2 separate regions of the Homo sapiens genome follow, and region 1 is linked to region 2. Evidence: read pairs that join two places in POLR2A ChIA-PET (ENCODE). Cell type or tissue: B cell. All regions are shown on one strand. Region 1 overlaps NSD1 (nuclear receptor binding SET domain protein 1). Region 2 overlaps NSD1 (nuclear receptor binding SET domain protein 1).

Region 1 (5,000 bases), 120 kb before region 2:
ATTTTATTGTGTGTGTGTACAAAACAATGATCTATTCTTATTTCAATTTACACTATAGCAGCCTCTGGCCCTGTTGCACTGGCCCTAGGAAGCTCAGCTGAGAACTAACTGGCCATAGCCAATGACAGGCTCCCACAGCAACTACCAAGCAGTGACTTGGAATGTCTACACATGGAACTGCTCAAATGAAACTCAGCAAGAAAGGGGCTGGAGGCAGCTCCTTCTCTGCCATGATCTGAGAGAGGTTAGGACACTGGGCTCCTCTAACCTGGCTGATAAACCCCAAGAGGATGACAGTATCATTTAAAAAACCTTAGTAAAATCCACCTTATAGGGACTAAGGGTAAAACCTATCCAAGTTTCATGCTGTCCTCATTACTCCCTATGGGGGAATCTGTCAGGACTAAACTTTCTGCCATTCTGTTCTCATGAGGCAACATTAGAATTACAACCTGGGAGTCCGGCTCCAGTGAGCAGACAGTGCCGAGCCTGGGAAGGGATCAACAGGGTGTTTCATGCCCTGACCATAGTGTGGGGTGAAGGATGTAAAGAATAAAATAACTATTTTCATCAATGCTAAAGATTTGGTTCAGAAGAGGGTCAACACAGTGATTTAAGTCATCTCAAACTCAGTAACAGGGTAAAGCAGACATTTAAAAATGAGGATGTTTCTGTATCAATGACAGCTATTTTGCTATTAGACTGGGTTGGCTCCAGCAAGATAAGCAAATGAGGCTTTGAATGTAAATTTCAACATTTTTCATAATCTTTTTCTGACTTAGCAGGGCTAGATGTATTGGCTTTCTAGCTACCCATGGAGAATTTCAACTTTTGCCTTGTCCCTGGAAAAGGCCTCCTGGGGAGCTGGCTCCAAGGCAAACACTCTTGAGATCTCAATTTCCAAGCACATACCCAAATACCACCCTGCGTTAAGGACCAGAAGTTTTCTAAGATGAAAGATTTCCTTTTCACTCCAATTCACATCCCTTTGGAAAAGGGGTCTTATTACAAACTTCAGGGGACGTCCCACAGGGCTGGCAAGGCCACTCCCTCCCCACCTTCCTCCAAGAGTCACATTTCCCAACAGTTGTTGTGACTCTGCTTCTAATTGGATAGTGACTGCTTTCATGATTTTAACCATCTAGTATCACATGCTGCTACTGGTGGGCCCAATAGCTCAAATTTCTAGTTTCCAGTGGTTTTCTAGTTCCCATTCAATGGCCCTTGAAGGAAGCCCAGATGTCCATCCATTCAGATGAAGAACTGCTCCCCAAAATGGCTCAGAAGCTGTTTTCCCAGGCAGGTCTGGAACGAAGCCTCCAATGAATGGCGGAGAATGGAAAGAACCAAAATAAAACCACAAAGCAGCCAATCATGGCCCCTTTCCCTCACTCCCTCCTGTCCTGTGAGACATCTAGACTGCTGTCAAGTTGATTACCTACCAAAGCCTACTTTAGAGAAGCTACTTTAGAATCAAACTTCTCCACGGAAAATTTTTACATGGCCTGCACGCCCTCCCCCCGCCCCCCCCAAATTCACAGTTTATTTCATGAAACAAAGAGCTACGGTAATTTAACACACAACATAGTGAAAGGAGACTCTGACAGTGCAGTGCAGATACCTTTTTCTGATCACAACTACAGATGACTGGAGAGAAAAGGGCACAGGACTGGCACCAAGCAAACCCTACTCATATGACCTAAAAGATTAGGGAAAGGGACCTACTAGCTGCAGTTATATATTTATTATTCTCACACATGATAAATACTTAATATAATGAACTTTAATGTTCTCGGTGAATTTCTTTAAAAATATCTTTTTCATGGTTTAAAATTCTTTTAAAAGAAAATAAGATGCTTTACGTTTTCTCTTCCTTTTGAACAAAGAGCTTTTCCTCTTTGATGATGTGGGAAGAGAGAGAGGATGAAAGGGGAGAACTAGGCAGGTGGAATTCACAGAGGAGATTCCGAGGTCTCAGTGAAATGCAGGGATAGGCCCCTAAACTCAGGACAGCCCTGCCCAGCCTCGTCCCTCTGCCTGAGTTCAAGTGTCTCAACCTCAGAGACAGACTTTGGGAAATAAAAGCAGATTCTATTTTTAATCTTTAGATAAAGCGCAAATGCTTCTATAATAACTACTGTTCCCTCCGTGGAATTGATGGGAGTAACCTCAATAAGAACTTGAGGAAATTGGGACCAAATACAGAATCCTATTGAGAGCGTGAAAGCCATAACTAAGAGATAATGGCCAGGAGACGTTAGGGCCGGGGATGGCCTGCTGGCTAAGTTGGCAAAGCAGAGAGGTAAACATGTTGGTCTAAGGACAAAGGAGGGGTAGACAAGTGGGAGGAAACTAGCCAAACAGCACTTCCTGTTGGCAGTCTGTGAGCTGGGTGAATGGTAGGGCAGGGTAGCACCAACAGATTTCCCAGCCCTTGGGCCCCAGCTCAGGGCAGCAGTAACAGATAATCAGCAGTTAATAGGAGTCATCTCTTAGCCTGGACGTTGCTCTAAACACCACCTCTTGCCAGTCTTCAGGGAAGGGTTCTGGCTTGCCTTTGAGCTAAGTCAGCAGGCAGGTGCTCTCAATACAGAGCACAGCAATTCTCAGGGAGGCGAAGAAGAGGACTCCCTCCACTCAGGAGGGAAAAGGAATGGGGAAAAGAAATTTCCCATCAGGATCTGGTACTCTTCCTGAAGCTGGTGTGTCTAGCTCAGAGCTTGCCAGAGATTCCCTATGTCCACTGCCCGAGGCTCTGAAATCTGAAAGCACCTGAGTGTTTTAGGGAAATAGGGATGGGGTGGATTCATGTACAAAGAGAAAAATAGGTAGAAACAAAAGCAAAGAAAGAGAAGCTTGCCAAATGCCTTCTTCCACTGCTGGAAATCTACATTCGCACAGAGCCCGACTGCCCCTGACCACCTGCTCCTCCAAGGACTGATCTTGAGACTCTGCACAGCCCAGACAAAAGCAGCAGCGGCGACCCCACAGCCAACAGCCTTGCTGGCCTCAATGCAGCACCCTTGCATCTATAGAGGAGACCTCTGTGAGTGTGCGCGCATGCACACGCACCCATGCACACCGCAGCCAAGAGACACTTCCTCAACACAACCACTTCTGGTGCCACAAAGGACATTTCAAAATGAGTCTAAAGCCCCAGGGCCCCTCAGAACTTCCTGTTACTTCCTGGTCAAAGGTTCCTGAAAGCCTTGGAATCCAGGCTCACAGGGATGAGGCCTGTATCTCTCATCAGTGACTAGCACCCGGCCTAGAACACGTGAATGCTCAGGAAATCGCCACTGATTTGAAAGAACACCATTTCCTCCCAAGGGTTCCTAGGTGCCCTCAATGGGGCTCTGTCTGGTTGGGGAAATCGCTTTGAGAGCCCCTATACCTTCCAACCTGACCAGCGGAATTGAATTCCATACTTGACTCCAGAGTGGACTTTTTATTTCACGATGACCATGTGGAAAAGTTGGGGGAAAGAGACCCAAGTCTGTCTGTCTCCTTGGTTGGGGCCCACTGGATTTTCATACATGGTTCACACAACCATAAGCCCCCACTGGCTAATGTCACAAGAGTTCTGAGTGTTGGGATATGAGGAAAGAATAACAGTGGGAAAGTGTTCGGGGCAGATGTGTTTTTTTTTAAGGGGGAAAGAAAGAAAAGATTTCCCCTCCCCAAATGGTACCCTGGGGGCAGCTTGTTTGTTCATGTGACATTGATTGGTACTACTTCTGTTCTGATTCTGCACACTTGTGACTGGAAGGAGCCTGGTTAAGAGCTGGAAGTGTATTTTGCTCTGGTTTGGGGTCTTGCCCTCTTCCAAGAGACCAGCAAGTCTGTGCCAATGTCTGTGTGCTCCCAGCAGACCAGCAAGACTGTGCCAGTGTCTGTCCAGCCACTATGGGCCAGAGCCCTGCCCGTGATGAGGCTTTTCCCAGGGCCCAGGGACTTTGCTCTGTGGTTACCAACTTCTTTTCTTCAGTGGGGAGGGAGGCTGGGGCCTTCCCGAGAGACCTAAAAGATTGCCCACTCTTGGCGGCAAGTGCAGGTAGTTGCTGGCCTCCGACCATCTGCTTCGCCTGCTTCACCAGGCCCGGGGATTGGCTAAGAGGCCCTGGGGTCTGCTCAGCCCCTGCAGAAGCTCTTCCTGAGGCCTGAGTTGTTGGCTCATATAAAAAGGCCTTGGCAGGAGGCTGAGAAAGAAGTCTGGCCTGGGTGAGTGATTTAACAGCTTGCCAGGGGTCCTCTGAAGGGGCTGCTGCTTTCCCAGATGTCTGAAGAGGATCTGACACACAGCCTTTCTCAACAGCTCTCGGCATATGCCCCAGACCTTTGCTGGCAGGCCATGAACTTGACTCCAACACTGGCATCTTCTCATCAGCCTGTGGTGTGACCTGATGAGGTGAAGCTGCCCGCTCCTTCTGGCGAGGAGTTAGGTCTATGAGATCCATCACCAAAGCAGCTCTATTTTTTGACTGAGTATTCTGGTCCACAGGCCTCAGTGCTTTTTCTTTAGCTACAAGGGTCTGGACCACAGCTGATAGTACTTTCTCAGGAGGTGGGAGTCTCTGGGACAAAGAGGCATGGGGTTTGTCAGTAGGCCTGTCTGAAGTCTGGGGTTTGGGACTGCTAGTAATGAGCAGTCTGTCTGGCGGCGGAAGTCTCAGGCCAGTGGGAACTGAGGTTTTCTCCAGTGACTGGGGCCTTGGGCTGGCAGCACCTATGGATTTATCCAGCCTTGGGTCAGCCGTCCCCAGAGGTCTTTCCAGTGGTTGGGACCTGACTGAGGGTGAGGAGCTTGGGCTGGTCACTGGAGAGGGTTTGTCGCTTAGCTGGGGTCTTGGTCCTGCCACTGCTGGTGGCCTGTCCAGTGGCCTCTGGCTGGAAACCAAGGATTGGGATTTGGTCCCTGACCCAGCGAGGTCTCTGACCTTATCTAAAGGCTGGGGCCTGGAGTCAGTTCTCTCAAGAGGTCTTTCAGGTAGCAATGGCCT
Region 2 (5,000 bases):
TTTTCATACAAAGTATTATTTTCCATATGGCTTAAATGATATGACACTATTATACTCAAGGCTATAATATTATTTGCTTTTCCAAGAATAACCTCTGAAGAAGGCTTTCAAATACTTTATTTTTTTTAAGGCAGATTCTCACTCTGTCACTCAGGCTAATGTGCTGTGGCCTAATCACAGCTCACTGAAAATTATACCTATTGAGCTCAAGTGATCCTCCCACCTCAGCCCCACCAAGTCGCTGGGACTAATGACACATGCCACCAGCCTGGCTAAATTTAAAATTTTTTTTTTTAGAGATGAGGTTTTGCCATGTTGCCGAGGCTGGTTTCAAACTCAAGGGTTCAAGCGATCCTCCTGCACTGGCCTCACAGAGTGCTGAGATTACAGGTGTGAGCCACGTCCCCAGCCTCAAAAAGACTGTCTGTAACATATACGCATTCAAATTTTCTTCCTACTCACTGCCGAAATAAATTACGGAAAATTAAGCATAACCTTTTGTGACAACATTTGTCCAAATCTTCTGTGACCACATTTGCCCAAAACTAAATCAATGATATAATAAATACAATGGCTTAAAAGTCAGGCCGGGTGTAGTGGCTCACGCCTATAATCCCAGCACTTTGGGAGGCTGAGGCGAGTGGATCACGAGGTCAGGAGATCGAGACCATCTTGACTAACACGGTGAAACCCCGTCTCTACTAAAAATACAAAAAATTAGCCGGGCGTGGTGGCGGGTGCCTGTAGTCCTAGCTACTCGGGAGGCTGAGGCAGGAGAATGGCGTGAACCCAGGAGGCAGAGCTTGCAGTGGGCCAAGATAGCGCCACTGCACTCCAGCCTGGGTGACAGAGCGAGACTGTCCCAAAAAAAAAAAAAAAAAAAAGTCAGATAAGGCCAGGCACGGTGGCTCATACCTGTAATCCCAGCACTTTGGGAGGCCGAGGTGGGCAGATCACCTGAGCTCAGGAGTTTCATACCAGCCTGGCCAACATGGTGAAACTCCATCTCTACCAAAAATACAAAGAAAAATTAGCCGGGCGTTGTAGTGGGCACCTGTAATCCCAGCTACTCAGGAGGCTGAGGCAGAAGAATTGCTTGAACCCAGGAGGCAGGGGTTGCAGTGAGCCAAGATCACGCCATTGCACTCCAGCCTGGGTGACAAGAGCAAGACTCCGTGTCAAAAAAAAAAAATTCAGATAAGTATTTTGGGCAATGGTGCATTGATTATATAATAACTTCTGGCCGGGTGCAGTGGCTCACGCTTGTAATCCCAGCACTTGGGGAGGCCAAGGTGGGAGGCGATCATCTGAGGTTGGGAGTTCGAGACCAGCCTGGCCAACATGGCGAAGCCCTGTCTCTACTAAAACCACAAAAATTAGCTTGGCAAGGTGGCGTGCGCCTGTAATCTGTCTCGCTCTTGTTGCCCAGGCCAGAGTGCAGTGGCGCGATCTCGGCTCACTGCAACCTCCGCCTCCCGCGTTTAAGTGATTCTCTTGCCTCAGCATCCCAAGTAGCTGGGGCACCACCACGCCCTGCTAATTTTTGTATTTTTAATAAAGACGGGGTTTCACCATGTTGGCCAGGATGGTCTCGATCTCTTGACCTCGTGATCCACCCGCCTCGGACTCCCAAAGTGCTGGGATTACAGGCGTGAGCCACCGCGCCCGGCCTTTTTAACCTCTTTTCTGACGACCAAGGAGGAGAATAAAAAGGAATGCTGACCAGCAGGATAATGTGAATATGAAAATAACACTAAAATATCCTTCCCACTAACCAAAGCAAGTTGAATTAATGTTCATTTAACTACCAAATTACTGCTTCATCCATTAAAAGTTAACATATTAAATGTGCTTATGAAATAATATTTTGGCAGTCGCATTAGAACACATATGAATGACTATTGTTCTCAGAAGACCAATCAATAATAACCTGTGACAATCACACACGTCGATAAACTTTTTTCTGTATAAGAGCCAGATAGTAGGCCAGGTGCAGTGGCTCATGCCTGTAATCCCGGCACTTTGGGAGGCCCAGGCGGGCAGATATGTTAGGTCAAAAGTTCGAGACCAGCCTGACCAACATGGGGAAATCCCGTCTCTACTAAAAATACAAAATTAGCTGGGTGTGGTGGCACGTGCCTGTAACCCCAGCTACTCAGGAGGCTGAGGCAGGAGAATTGCTTGAACCCAGAAGGCAGAGGTTGCGGTGAGCCGAGATCGTGCCATTGCACTCCAGCCTCGGCAACAAGAGTGAAACTCCGTCGCAAAAAAAAAAAAAAAAAAAAAAAAGCCAGATAGTAAATATTTTAGATTCTGCAATGTAAGACATACACTCGAAATTACTCAATCCTCCCATCACAGCACAAAAGCAGCCAGACAACATATTAGTGGCAACATTCCAATAGACTTCTTGTAGTTACTGAAGTTTTAATTTCATATAATTCTTTTTTTTTTTTTTTTTTTTGAGACAGAGTCTAGCTCTTTCGCCAAGGCTGGAGTGCAGTGGCGCTATCTCGGCTCACTGTAAGCTCCGCCTCCCGGGTTCACGCCATTCTCCTGCCTCAGCCTCCCGAGTAGCTGGGACTACAGGCACCTGCCACCACGCCCGGCTAATTTTTTGTATTTTTAGTAGAGACAGGTTTTACTGTGTTAGCCAGGATGGTTTCGATCTCCTGACCTCGTGATCTGCCCACCTAGGCCTCCCAAAGTGATGGGATTACACGTGAGCCACCGCGCCCGGCTTAATTTAATTCTAACATGATACAAAATATTCTTTTTTTTTTTTTTTTTTTTTGAGACAGGGTCTCGCTCTGTTACCCAGGCTAGAGTACAGTGGCAGGATCTCAGCTCACTACAGCCTCAACATACCAGACTCAAGTGATCCTCCCACCTCAGCCTCCCAACTAGCAGGGACTACAAGGTATGTACCACCATGCCCAGCTAGTTTTTAAAAAAAATTTTTAGAGACAGGATCTCACTATGTTGCCTAGGCTGGTCTCCAAGTCCTGGGCCCAAGCCATCCTCCCACCTCAACCTCTCAAAATGCTGGGATTATATACGTGAACCACCATACCCGGCCTCAAAATATTTTCCTTTGGATTTTGCCTCAGCGATTCACAAATGTAAAAACTATTGTTGGCTCACTGGTTGTACAAAAACAGCTTTTAGCCATATTTGGACTGCAGGCTAGTTTGCCAAATCCTGCCATATATTACCACTAAGAAGTCATTTCTATGTATCATATGATAAAAACCATTCATGTTACTTCAAAGTCACACTTAGAAGCTGTTATCTACTAGTTTTATTTATTCATCAGATTCAGTCTTTATTTCATTTTACCTGATGAAAGCATCAAAGCCTAAGCACAATTATGTCTTTGAAGAAATAACTTTAAGACTGAGATGGAAAAAAAAAAGACAATTATAAAAAAACAAACTCCAAAAGTGTCTCTAACTCCCAACTCAAGAAATTCTCCCACCTTGGCCTCCCAAAGTGCTAGGATTATAATAGGCATGAACTACCACATCCAGGATCCAAAAATATTTTTAGCAAAGGCTGCCACAGTCAAAAGTGTTTATAGTGACATCAGAGGAAATGGAGTCGTCATGAACTTCAAGGGCCAGTATCTCCCCCAAAACAGTCAATAAATAGGGGAAAAACTATCACAAGCAATTATATAAACTAGGGAAACCCTTCAAAGGTATACAGCAAAGACTTAAGAAAGGAAGGGGCGGACTTCCTCTAAGAGTTAAGTATGGAATTACCATGTGACCCAGCTATTCTGCTGCTAAGCATATACCAAAAAGAACTGAAGGCAGAGACTCAAACAGATATTTGCACACCCATGTTCATAGCGACATTATTTACATTGTCGAAAAGGTGAAATCAACTCAAATGTCCATCACAAATGGATAATACAATGTGTTATTATTTACAAGATGGAAGATCATTCAACCATGAAAAAGAAGTCCTGATACACACTACAACATGCAAAAACCTTGACAGCATTATGCTAAGTGAAATACACCAGACACAAATAGACAAATACTGTATGACTCCACTTAAATAAAATACCTAGGATAGGCAAATAGAGTTACTACAAAATGGCCAAAATAGACAAAGGGAGGAAAGGAGAATCATTCAATAAGTACAGAGTTCTTGTTTGGGATGATGACCATCAACTGATGAATGGATAACAAAATGTGAAATATCCATACAATGAAGTATTATGTGGCCGCTGATACATGCTAAATAAGGATAAACCTGCAAAACATCATGCTAATAGAAAAAAACAGTAACAAAAGTCTACATATTATATAATTTCATTCATATGAGTCTCAAATAGAGGGATGTAGAGACAGGCAATAGTATAATGGTTACTTAGGGGCAGGGAAGTTAAGGTGTAGGAGGATGGTAACTAAAGCGTACAAGGTTTCCTTTTTTTTTTTTGGAGACGGAGTCTCGCTCTGTCGCCAGGCTGGAGTGCAGCGGCGTGATCTTGGCTCACTGCAATCTCTGCCCCCCTGGTTCAAGCGATTCTCCTTCCTCAGCCTCCTGAGTAGCTGGGACTACAGGCGCACTACTAATTTTTGTATTTTTATTAGAGACGGTTTCACCACGTTGGCCAGGACGGTCTCAATCTCTTGACCTTGTGATCTGTCCACCTCGGCCTCCCAAAGTCCTGGGATTACAGGCCTGAGCCACCACGCCCCGCCCGGTTTCCTTTTTTTTTTTTTTTAACATGGTAAATTATCAAGCAAGAAGGTTTCATTTTGAAGTGACAAAAATGTGCTAAAATTGGCTCCACTTTATGTTAATAAGCCAGATATAAACAGATAAATATTATATGATACTACTTATATTATCTAAAATAAAACAGGCAAATTCAAAGGGAGAGAAAGAATTTAGGTTACCAAGGAGTAGGAATAGGGAACTATTAGGAATTACTATTTAATGGATAGTTTATGTTGGGGATATTGAAAAACTTTGGTATAGAAAAT

Evidence for each region. ChIA-PET counts read pairs that join two places held together with the same protein. Peaks named below come from ENCODE experiments on the same cell type or tissue, not always from the same donor. Only the 100,000 strongest peaks of a DNase experiment are listed, where the experiment ranks them.
Region 1: POLR2A ChIA-PET joins it to region 2 with 8 read pairs; 7 of 35 experiments call an interaction of 5 or more read pairs at or near these places.

The regions. Positions count from the first base shown.
Region 1 is chr5:177,294,191-177,299,190 of GRCh38, reverse strand. It overlaps NSD1 (nuclear receptor binding SET domain protein 1), which reads right to left. Exons shown (of 23, transcript NM_022455.5): 23 at 1-5,000. The coding sequence ends at 3,732. Among named protein-coding and RNA genes, the nearest start is that of RAB24, 7.0 kb to the left of the region's middle. RefSeq lists enhancers at 2,490-2,989, 2,990-3,491. In B cell, no CTCF peak of the experiment used is centred here; DNase peaks (open chromatin) are centred at 2,538 and 3,080; H3K27ac peaks cover 3,973 bases.
Region 2 is chr5:177,170,756-177,175,755 of GRCh38, reverse strand. All of the region lies in intron 2 of NSD1 (nuclear receptor binding SET domain protein 1), which reads right to left. Among named protein-coding and RNA genes, the nearest start is that of NSD1, 39 kb to the right of the region's middle. In B cell, no CTCF peak of the experiment used is centred here; no DNase peak of the experiment used is centred here; H3K27ac peaks cover 532 bases.